Regions from separate parts of the Homo sapiens genome. Here regions 2, 3 and 4 are each linked to region 1. The links are chromatin contacts, found by Hi-C or POLR2A ChIA-PET in ENCODE. All regions are on one chromosome and are shown on one strand. The core of a region is the stretch at or near the end of the contact, and the rest is flanking DNA. Distances in the headings are between cores, read along the strand shown.

Region 1 (2,700 bases), core at 160-2,659:
TGGCCCCACCCCACCCCCAAGGGCCAGCAGGGAATCCCTCTGGAATTTCCTAAGGAAACTTCTTTTCAAAAGACAAGAACTCCTCCCTAGGAGGCTCATCAAACAACCAGGAAAGATTAACCACGCCAGGACAGACTTTTCACCCGTTCTTCCGAGGGCAGCTGGAAGAAGTCCCTGGACGGTCCTGAAACCCAGGACCAGAAAGATAGGAGGGTGGGCTGAGGACCCAATACCCTGTGAAGTTCCCAAGAGAAGCCTCCACCCAAAGACTGTCTGATAAGGTGGCCGCGCCTAGGGAAGGTAAAAAGAGGGCAGGCACAGTGATTTTTTTTTTTTAACATCGGAGTGTCAGGGGGTTATTTTCTGCTTTGCTCGCATGTGAAATGTTCACAAACGGAAAATGAACTTTTTAAGAAGTGCCATCTAGGGCTCCTTGGAAAAGATGACAGTTAAAACACTGGGTCTTGCCAGGCGCAGTGGCTCAAGCCTGTAATCCCAGCACTTTGGGAGACCGAGGCAGGCAGATACCTGAGATCAGGACTTCAGCACGGCCAACATGGTGAACCTGTCTCTACTGAAAATACAAGTTAGCCGGACGTGGTGGCGGGCACCTGTAATTCCAGCTACTCAGGAGGCTGAGGCAGGAGAATCACTTGAACCCGGAAGACGGAGGCTGCAGTGAGCCCAGACAGTGCCACTGCACTCCAGCCTGGGCGACAGAGTGAGACTCCGTCTCAAAAATAATAGAAATAATGATAATAATAATAATGTGAAGTGGATGTACTGGAGGGAGAACTTAGGGTTGGGGAATGCGGGGAAATTTAGGGATTTACTGCAGCCCTGGGAGGAGCGAAGCTGGGGGACGGGGTCGTGGGTTTGAAACCCAGCTTCCCACACCTTTGGAAGACTCCGAAGGAAACGGGGACCGCCTAAGGGAGGAGGAACTGGGGACCCCACAGGCCACGGCTCCTCCCGCACGAACCCCACACCCGAGGCGGGATTCCCCCTAAGACCCTCCTGAGGCCCCCGCACGATCTGGGGAGACGCGGGGCTGCGGGCGCGGAGCTGCCCTGAGAGGGCTCCGGGGCCGGGACAGGACACCCGGGGTCCCGGCGGCTGGTCCAGCTCCACCCGGCGACCGAGGGGACCAAGGGTCGAGCTGCGCCTGGGGGACTCGGGTCCCAGACCCCCACAGTCGCCGCGGGGAGGCCCAGGTCCAGCCACTGCCGGTTCCGACCAGCTCCTCCTCAGGTCTCCGGACGCCCGGCTCCGCACGCTCACCATTTCCGGCTTCCGGGTGTCCTGGGTCCTTCCTGGGGCTGGAGCAGCCAGAACAGGTCCCACACGACAAAATCAGCCGTATCCGGGGCACCAGGGGCTCCCCGAGGAACTAAAACCCGGACCCGAATGGGGGGCCGGCGGGAAATGAGACCGCTTCGGGCTTTGGAAGTTGCCCCTCCTCCCGGCGCACCTGATTGGACAGTTTGCCGCACAGCGCCTCTGACTGGCTGGTGCCCCAGGTCCCGCCCCTGGGGCTTGAGCGACAGGAGAGGTGATCGGAATCCTCAAATAATCCGCTCGCTGTGTGGGGTGTGACTGACAGGTGCTACCCACAGCCCCTCGCTGGGACCTTGGACCTGGACTTGCATGGAAGCAGAACTTGCTCCCGTTAGGGTCAACCCAACCAGACTGTTCCCCTCCTTCCCCCATCAGTCTTACAATACAGTCCTTTGTGACCGCCACACAACTCCCCCCGGGCTAGAAGTAGACCTCCTCCCCACTGACCCTTCCAGTAACTGTTTGTTCAAAAGACTTCAGCTGAACCGGCAGACAGTTCCAGGATGCGGTCACAACACCTGCCCACCTTGCATAACAAAGCTGGCAAAAACATCTCCAGGATGCGGTCAGGACACCTGCACCCCCGACTCAGTTCTCACACCCCAGCCCAGTTCCTCGCCCTATAAAGCCCTGCTGTAGTCTGTAAGCGGGGCTGCCTCCTCTAACTGTGGGGGAGCAGCCCAGCAGGTTAATAAAACTTACTTGACTGACTTCAGGTCTCTTCGTCCTTTCGGCTGACCTTACAGCTCCTGGTTTTCCGGAGCAGGCCCTGTCGGCTTCCTGTACTCAGTGGGTCCTTCCTGCTGCTTTTTTTTTTTTTTTTTGAGACGGAGTTTCGCTCTTGTTGCCCAGGCTGGAATGCAATGGCACGATCTCAGCTAACTGCAACCTCCGCTTTCCGGTTTCAAGCGATTCTCCTGCCTCAGCCTCCCGGGTAGCTGCGATTACAGGCGCCCACCACCACTCCCGGCTAATTTTTGTATTTTTAGTAGAAATGGGGTTTCACCATGTTGGCCAGGCTGGTCTCGAACTCCTGATCTCGTGATCCGCCGGCCTCGGCCTCTCAAAGTGCTGGGATTACAGGCGTGAGCCACCGCGCCCAGCCGCCTCCTGCTTCTTTTTCCGGAACACCGGTCACATGAGTGTGCACGGAATTCCAGACTCCGTGTTCAGTGAAGCCATCCCTCCACCTTGGAGCTGGAGAGACTCCCAGGTCACAATGGAACAGGTAGGAGGCCCTGATGTCCTCCAGAGATCAGGAATTTATGAGGCTATTGGTCCCATGGCCAAGGCTTCCTACACGTTACTTCTTCTCAGGCTACTCCTTTTCAGCCAAGAAAATAAAAACATGCCTTAAAGGGA
Region 2 (2,700 bases), core at 180-2,679, 150 kb after region 1:
ACCTCACACTGATTTTTCTACTGTCTGAATTATTACGTTTTTAATTACCATGCTCATTTTTGTGTGTGTGTTAAAATTGAGGAATAATGTGCATAACATGTAATTTAAATGTAAAGTTTGATTTGTTAAGAGACATGCATTCTGCCGAGCACGGTAGCTCATGCCGATAGTCCCATCACTTTGGGAAGCCGAGGTGGGTGGATCACTTGAGCCCAGGACTTCGAGACCAGCCTGGGCAAGATGGCGAGATCCCATCTCTATAGAAAATACAGAAAGCTGGGCGCATGCTTGTAATCCCAGCTTCTCAGGAGGCTGGGGTGGGAGGATGGCTTGAGCCCAGGAGGCGGAGGTTGCCAAGAAATCACTCCAGCCCAGGCAACAGAACCATACCGTCTTAAAAAAAAAAAAAGAAATGTATGTATTCACTCTTAGATTACGTTTAAAAGTTTCTATTTGTCTGTTAACCTGGGGACTGAGTATGGGCGCCTTTTAAGTTCTCTTTTTCAATTTTCTGTGCTGAGCCCGATAACAAAATTTAACGTGTTACTTAAACATTTGAAAACTTTACGCCGGGCATGGTGGCTCACGCCTGTAATCCCAGCACTTTGGGAGGCCGAGGTGGGCGGATCATCCGAGGTTGGGAGTTCGAGACCACCCTGACCAACATGGAGAAACCCCGTCTCTACTAAAAACACAAAGTTAGCCAGGCGTTGTGGCACATGCCTGTAATCCCAGCTACTCAGGAGGCTGAGGCAAGAGAATCGCTTGAACCCAGGAGGCGGAGGTTGCGGTGAGCCGAGATGGCGCCATTGCACTCCAGCCTGGGCAACAAGAGCAAAACTCCGTCTCAAAAAAAAAAAATTGAAAATTTAAAGAATATGGATTCCTGTGACACCATGCAGGCGGGGGCTGCCAGCAGGGAACCACTGCATAGAACATCTTGTAAATTCCCTCCAGGTTCCGGGTTGCGGCCTCAGCTTTGCCTTGGGGAGCCGCGGCCTTCTTTGGGCCTCAGTTTCCCCATCTTAGAAATCCAAGGGTGGCTGAGGGCCAGAGCACAGGCTATGACTCAGTTTAACCCACTGTAAAACGTAAATAACTAGAGGGACCGATTTCCTGGGCTGTTACGAGAAGGAAGAGGAGCTGGGAAAGACCTCAACAAACTGCAGCACTTAGCGTTATTACAGAAGCTATGATGGATCCCCGGGCTCCGCCTCCGGTCACACCGCCGGGAAAACTGAGGCCCGCCTGTGTCCCCGGAACCCCGCCCCCGAGCCCCGAGTGCCCAGACTCTGAGACCCCGGCGCAGAGTGATACTGACCCGACAGTCCTCGACGCGGCAAGTTCCGTTTGTAGTCGATGGGCCCATAGCCCCCCGGCGGAGGCATGTCCTGCTTCACCTTTGACGCCGCCATACTCGCAGTATCCCACACTTCCGGTCCCGGGCGGAAGTGACTTACTGCCACCGCCATGATGAGTGTGGCGGAAGCACTTGAGATGGTCCGCGGCACGGCTAGGAAGTCCCGGACAGTAGTGTAACTATCCGACCGCGCGGGAAAGCTCTGGCGGCGGACCCTGGGTAGGAATGCGCTGCCGGGCTGCAGCTGAGGGGTCTTTACTCCTCTTTTGCCCAGACAGGGCGTGACTCGCCTTGGTTCTTGCATTATAGGCCCTCGCGTTCACCTTGCCTCTGGGGTGTTGCGCAGGCCAGTCAGAAACTCCGAGCTCTCAAAGGAGCCAGGTGCCCCAGTTAAGGCCCCTTTTCCCGTTTTCGCCCCGTCTAGGGACTCTACGCGAAGCCCAGGGCTCCACGTAGTCACGGGCTGGGTACATGATGTTGGGGGGCAGCTGCTGCTCGAAGTCGGACTCACCCCAATCCCTGGAACGGATTCTGCTCCCTGGTGGTGATGGGTATCCCTTGCTAGTGGCCTCTCATCGGAAACTGACCATTCAGGATGATTATGAGTCACAAAGCAGGGAGGCTAGGGTGGCCCCGGGGCGGGGTCCCGGACCCCCACCCTAAGGCGGAGTGACGCCCGCAGTCACTTCACAAGGCAAAAATTGTTACGGGGCAATAAAAGGCACAACAGCGGCCAATGTCTGGCAGTGGGCACATGGGGGTGCGGGGGTGTAGGTGCCAAGCGCCATGGCTTAGACCCGAGATTGGAGTCCGGCCGCCCCCCGACAGCAGCCGCCTCCTGCCCCCCGTGCGCCCTAGGCGCCACCATGTCGGGAGACAAACTTCTGAGCGAACTCGGTTATAAGCTGGGCCGCACAATTGGAGAGGGCAGCTACTCCAAGGTGAAGGTGGCCACATCCAAGAAGTACAAGGGTACCGTGGCCATCAAGGTGGTGGACCGGCGGCGAGCGCCCCCGGACTTCGTCAACAAGTTCCTGCCGCGAGAGCTGTCCATCCTGCGGGGCGTGCGACACCCGCACATCGTGCACGTCTTCGAGTTCATCGAGGTGTGCAACGGGAAACTGTACATCGTGATGGAAGCGGCCGCCACCGACCTGCTGCAAGCCGTGCAGCGCAACGGGCGCATCCCCGGAGTTCAGGCGCGCGACCTCTTTGCGCAGATCGCCGGCGCCGTGCGCTACCTGCACGATCATCACCTGGTGCACCGCGACCTCAAGTGCGAAAACGTGCTGCTGAGCCCGGACGAGCGCCGCGTCAAGCTCACCGACTTCGGCTTCGGC
Region 3 (2,700 bases), core at 178-2,677, 180 kb after region 1:
GCTGCTGTTATTCATCAGAACTGGGAAACAGTGAATATCCATTCTGTGCTAACTGCAGGCCAGGCTCCGAGACAAGTGCTCAAGGCACCCCAAGTCATTTGACCCAGGCAGGAACACACTAGTCTGATTTTCCCTTTCCTGTGAACGATCCTCTAGGATGTATGTGTACAGCTGACACTACTGAAGGCGCAAGGCTGAACACCTGCTGTGGTGTCGCTGACCCAACGCAAGTCCCAAAGATGGCACTTTGTCCCCAACCAAGCAGCTCCATTTGCTGACGGCACAAGGCAAACTGTCCCTGATGATCTGGGTTCATTGTATTCTCTTTCTTCTTTTTTGAGATGGAGTCTTGCTCTGTCGCCCAGGCTGGAGTGCCGTAGTGCAATCTCGGCTCACTGCAACCTCCACCTCCCCGGTTCAGGTGATTCTCCTGCCTCAGCCTCCTGAGTAGCTGGATTACAGGCATGCACCATCATGCCGGGCTAATTTTTTTTTTGTATTTTTGTACAGACAGGGTTTCACCATGCTGGCCAGGGTGGTCTTGAACTCCTGACCTCAGATGATCCGCCCGCCTCGGCCTCATTGTACATTCATCGAAGTGAATCAAGTCCATTTTTTTTGTCAGCAGGAAAACCAGCCAAGGACAGACACGTCCTCTAGGTGGCACTGTGACCCAGAGAACAAACTCGGACAAAGTTAACTGGTTGCCGCAGCTCAAAGTTGTCCTGGCTCTTGCTGTGCCAGGGTCTAGTTGATAATTAGACCCCGGCAGGGTTGAGGAGAGTCGCTAGGATGAAGAACCTGACTCTGCTCTAGCAGCCCTCGGGACCTCTGAGGTCCCCTCCACACCCATGAGCTGCGTCCTCAGGGAAGGGTAGACACAGAGCACCAGAGGTTAAGGCTTCACCAATGCTACCCTGGACTCGCCAGATGCTGGACTCAGGAACCGCTTTACTTGCTCTCCTCTGGTCCCTCCTAATTCCACCCACCACAGCTACGTGGTGGCTGTACCTGAACGCTGGTCCTAGCCCTGATGAAGCAGCTTCTCACCAGAGACCTGGGCGTGGACAGAAAGGTACGATTTCGAAGTATACAATCCCCCAGGCAAGGGGTTATCAGCCCACATTCTGAAGCCCAGAACCGGGTAGTTTGTTTCTAAAGTAACCCAGGACACCTCACTCAGGTCTTAGCAAACCGCCAGCATGTCTCTCCTTGCTGCCGGCCCCATGCCGCCCAAGATCGACTTTCAAGGTGACCTCAGGGCTCTAATTCCAGGTTCCCTGGACGTGTACACACACTGAGCACCTCAGAGGCAGGCAGTCCCAAGGCTTCAGCACAGAGGTGCAGCAGCTGGCCTCCACCCAGGTGGCCTCCAAAGTGAACAGGGGAGCAGGGGGCCAAGGCAGCATCTTGTATAGAGTTACAGACACAATTCCTGGGCTAGCATGAGCTGAAATGAAATGACAGCCAAGCTCTAAGGGACTTAACCCTTCTTATCATCTTATTGAGGGCGTGTGCTTCTTCCAGAGGTGAGATGTCTAATAAAATTCAAACCTGCCTGAAGGAAGAGGGTAGGCGAGGGGTCCAGACCACCTAGCAGCTGAAGCTGCCTGAGAGGGCTGCTCTGCCCACAGCGCTCCCTGGCCCCATCTTGGCCTGCGACTAATCAATAACTCATCCAAGAGATGATGTCACCACCCATCAATGATCACTCAGCATCCCAGCAGCCAGCAGGGAGTGAACTTCCTGTATGCTAATCAGGCCACCAAAAAGTCATGTGACAAAGGCATTTCCCTCCTTGGTCACATGACCCTTTAACTGTGCCTTCCAACGTGAAAACCATGGCAACGGCCAGTTCCAACCGGTTTGTGACACGCAGCCTTCATTTTGAGAAGGGAGGTAAAGGTTCAGGTACTGTCAGAAAATGGAGGCGCCAGGCTCACCCCAGGGCTGTGGAGCTGCAGGCACTTCCTGTGTGGCGCCAGCCCACAGGGGACTGTTGCTGCACCACAGGCTCCAGTCACCTCTACATACACCGCACACAGCAGGGTCACTGGCCCCTCTAAGTTTCTAAAATGAAAAACTTTGTTAAGCTCACTTTTTAAAGGAGAGAGGCTTTAAGAGTCTCAGTACTTTCTAAAAGAGATCTTTAATTCAGGAAAAAGAGCATGTGGCTCAAAATGATTGCAGGCATTATTTCAGGGAAATATTTAATTATAAAAACTGTCTAAAGTAAACAAAACCAGTGGAAATCTAGCCCAACATGCTGAGAGGGATGGCATCGTGGCCCAGGGACAGCGTCTGCCATTCACTCCACAGCAGCCGTCCCGGGCACCAAGTTTATTTGGAAGTGATGTGATAGTTCAGGACAAATCCCATAAGCCCGTCCTGCCCATCTTGAGAAGCCTTAATGTAAAACGTAGTGATCAAGAGATTTTATGTGACCTACAAAAATCCCTGGAAGCAGGCCAGGCTGTTATCAGCGTAAATGGTCTCACCCGCTCGCTGACACGCACCACCCCCACTCCCTGACCCGCTGGCACTGGCCCTGACCTCACAAGCACAGAAATTCTGTTACCTGCCAGGAACTTCCATAGAATTTCCTGGAGGAGAGGCCGGGATTATAAACTTAAATTGAGACACGATCCCACTTCCACAGCAAAAGGTTATGGCTTTCAGCTGCTCAGCAACCAGCGGCCA
Region 4 (2,700 bases), core at 172-2,671, 220 kb after region 1:
AGACACCCACACCAACCTCTGGGCAACAGCTAAGCTCAGCTGTGCCATGAAGTGGGGGAGTGGGGGGTCTGTATCAGTGCTTCTTTGGTAAAACATGATACTTAATAATACGGAAGCAAAGCCCTGGCCAGAAGGTCCTGCTGGCCTGACCATAATCCAGCCACCCCTGTGCCCGTCCCCCAAGTCCAACCAACCCCTCTCCTGTTCTCTCAGCTGGAGCCACACTGACATCCTGGCTCACTCCCACCTCAGGGCCTTTGCATCTCCACTCCCCCAGGTCTCAGCTGATAATGCAAAGTGAGAAACGCTTCCCCTCCACACATGCCCCCCAGGGGGTCTCTATCCCCTTTCCTGCCTCATCACCACTTGACATGCTATTTATTCACCTCTCTGTTTGTGGGCTTCCACCCCCAGGATATCAAGGGACACCTATTTCTCTAGCACTACCATCCAAGGGCCCATGCAGGCACAATGCTTTGCACAGAAGAAGCAATGTATACGCATTTGTTAAACAGATTTGAAATAGTACTTTCAGAACTCCCAACTACCACTGCCCTTCAACCTCCTTCCCGGTTAATGCCAAAATGTCTTCATCCTGACAGAAAAGATAATGATCAAAACCAAACAAAACCTGGCCAGGCACTATGCAGTGGCCCACGCCTGTAATCCCAACACTTTGGAAGACCGAGGAGGGAGGATCGCTTGAGGCCAAGAGTTTGAGATCGGCCTGGGCAACATAGTGAGACTGTCTCTACAAAAAAATAAAAACAAAACAAAATCTTTACATCACCCCATATATGAAAATTAACTCAAAATGGATGAAAGACCCAAGTATTAGGAGCTAAATCCATAAAACTCTTAGAAGAAAAAACACAGGAGAAAAATGTCATGACTTGGTGTTTGGCAAACAGTCTTACATATAAGCACAATATCAAAAAAAGAAAAAAGATAATTTGGACTGCATCAAAATTAAAATCTTTTGTGCAAAGGGCATTATAGAATAAAAAAAAAAACACCCATAGAATGGGAAAAAATTATAGCAAATCATACACCTGATAAGGGTCTAGTGTCCAGAACATATGAAGGATCCTTACAACTCAGCAACAAAAAGACAAGCAACCCAATTAAAAAACAGCCAAAAGACTTGAACAGACATTTCTCCAAAGAAGAGAGACGAATCACCAATGAGCATGTGAAAAAGACTCTGTCTCAGTGTCATTAGTCATGAGGGAAATGCAAATCAAAACCACCATGAGAAACCGCTTCACACCCACTAGGATGGCTACAATCAAAAAAGCCAATTAAGTATTGGTAAGGATGTAGAGAAATTGGGACCCTCATACACTGCATAGTGCAAAGTAAAATGGTAAGAGTGACATGGAAAACGGTGGAAAGTAAAACGGTAGAGTGACGTGGAAAACAGTGGAAAGTAAAACAGTAGAGTGATGTGGAAAACGGTCTGCCAGTTCCTCAAAAAGTTAAACGCAGAGTTCCCACATGAGCCTGGGCAGGGCCTCCAGCCCACGGCATCACCATGCTCCCGAGTGTCCTGCAAGTCCACTTGTAGGTATATCCAAGAGAGCTGAATATAGGTATTCAAAAAAAAATGTGCAGGTGAATGTTAAAAGCAACATTATCCACAATAGCCAAAAAGCAGAAAACAACCCAAATGTCCATCAATGGATGAATGGATAAACAAAATGTGGTCCATCTAGACAATGGAATATTATTTGGCCATAAAAAGGAATGAAACTCTGACACAATGTGACTGAACTTTGAAAACATCATGCTAAGTGAAAAAAAGTCAGACAAAAAGGCCACATATTGCATGATCCCATTTATATGAAATGCCAGAAGAGGCAAACCCAGAGACAGAAAGTAGAATAAGTGGCTGCTGGGAGGGTGGAGAGCAGAGTCAAGGAAAAGGCAGTGACTGCTAATGGGGACAAGGTTTCTTTTGGGGTGGGGGTGATGAAAATGTTCTAGAATTACAGGTGATGGTTGCACAATACTGTGAATGGGTTAAATGCCACTAAACAACACACTTTAAAAACGTTAAAACTGGTGAATATTCTACCATGTGAATTTTACATGCTTTTTTAAAGAGGTGAGAAAAGAAAACAAAAACAAAAATACTAATTCCAATAGCCATGAACCCCTCTAGAGCTACTAAAATACTAACAGGCAAAAGCAGGTTTGCTGTGACCCCAACAGCACAGAACTGGGTCCTTCAGTAAACATGCTCCTTTTATACAACAAGACCCCAAACAACCACACTGCCATCAGCCATCAGCCATCAGGGTAGGCAGCCTCTATGTCACCACCAACCACGAGTCCTACAGGACAACTGCAGGAGGCTGCAGCAAGCCCACTGTACACATGGGAACTCAGAACCATCTCCCAGCTAAAGATCCAATGCCTGGGAGTATGAGAATGTGGGACACATAAGGGAGAATTCACCAAGGAGGAGCCAAGGCAGAAAGAGGAAGTGGCCTCAGAGGGCTGGAATCACAAGAGTTACTACCAGCAGAGCCCCACCTCAGCCAGGCCTTATCACAGGCCCTACACTGCCTAAAATCCAAATAAAACAAAACTGCCATGGTGGCTTTTTTTTTTTTTTTTTTAAGGGACGAGGTCTCACTCTGTTGTCCAGGCTGGAGTGCAGAGCCACAATCATGACTCACTGCAGCCTCAACCTCC

What was found. A loop is a pair of places that touch in the nucleus more often than their neighbours do. ChIA-PET counts read pairs that join two places held with the same protein, here RNA polymerase II (POLR2A). Pooled maps may share reads with other maps.
Region 2: a pooled map shows a loop between it and region 1 (3-fold over the local background). The contact joins the promoter of NDUFA13 here to the promoter of ZNF101 in region 1. A Hi-C loop is called at or near these places in 1 of 168 maps with a recorded cell type or tissue (B cell), 2 of 37 single-sample maps with no recorded cell type and 11 of 50 pooled maps. POLR2A ChIA-PET finds 5 or more read pairs at or near these places in 24 of 52 experiments (B cell, CD4-positive, alpha-beta T cell, CD4-positive, alpha-beta memory T cell and 18 more).
Region 3: a loop to region 1 is called in a pooled map, with 3 times the contacts of the local background. The contact joins the enhancer-like site here to the promoter of ZNF101 in region 1. A Hi-C loop is called at or near these places in 7 of 50 pooled maps. POLR2A ChIA-PET finds 5 or more read pairs at or near these places in 2 of 52 experiments (CD4-positive, alpha-beta T cell and Caco-2).
Region 4: a loop to region 1 is called in a pooled map, with 2.8 times the contacts of the local background. The contact joins the enhancer-like site here to the promoter of ZNF101 in region 1. A Hi-C loop is called at or near these places in 1 of 37 single-sample maps with no recorded cell type and 6 of 50 pooled maps. POLR2A ChIA-PET finds 5 or more read pairs at or near these places in 1 of 52 experiments (activated naive CD4-positive, alpha-beta T cell).

The regions. Positions count from the first base shown.
Region 1 is chr19:19,667,548-19,670,247 of GRCh38, reverse strand. ZNF101 (zinc finger protein 101) reads right to left here and starts at 1,409. Exons shown (of 4, transcript NM_033204.4): 1 at 1,282-1,409. The coding sequence starts at 1,284. RefSeq lists enhancers at 588-1,153, 1,154-1,720 and a silencer at 1,000-1,199.
Region 2 is chr19:19,514,954-19,517,653 of GRCh38, reverse strand. It overlaps NDUFA13 (NADH:ubiquinone oxidoreductase subunit A13), which reads right to left and starts at 1,429. Exons shown (of 5, transcript NM_015965.7): 1 at 1,322-1,429. The coding sequence starts at 1,415. It overlaps TSSK6 (testis specific serine kinase 6), which reads left to right and starts at 2,106. Exons shown (of 1, transcript NM_032037.4): 1 at 2,106-2,700. The coding sequence starts at 2,227. RefSeq lists an enhancer at 1,251-1,530 and a silencer at 1,741-1,860.
Region 3 is chr19:19,488,523-19,491,222 of GRCh38, reverse strand. All of the region lies in intron 2 of GATAD2A (GATA zinc finger domain containing 2A), which reads right to left. Among named protein-coding and RNA genes, the nearest start is that of TSSK6, 26 kb to the left of the region's middle. RefSeq lists enhancers at 529-823, 673-922, 1,681-1,960, 1,480-2,263, 1,198-2,397 and 1 more. Within about 2 kb of position 1,427, at least 40 of the 41 ENCODE cell types and tissues checked have a DNase peak (open chromatin) inside an H3K27ac peak, as active enhancers do; they include CD4-positive, alpha-beta T cell, where a contact is called at or near this core.
Region 4 is chr19:19,444,797-19,447,496 of GRCh38, reverse strand. The region is part of intron 1 of GATAD2A (GATA zinc finger domain containing 2A); the gene reads right to left. Among named protein-coding and RNA genes, the nearest start is that of MIR640, 11 kb to the right of the region's middle. RefSeq lists an enhancer at 1,377-1,496. Within about 2 kb of position 1,421, at least 8 of the 41 ENCODE cell types and tissues checked have a DNase peak (open chromatin) inside an H3K27ac peak, as active enhancers do.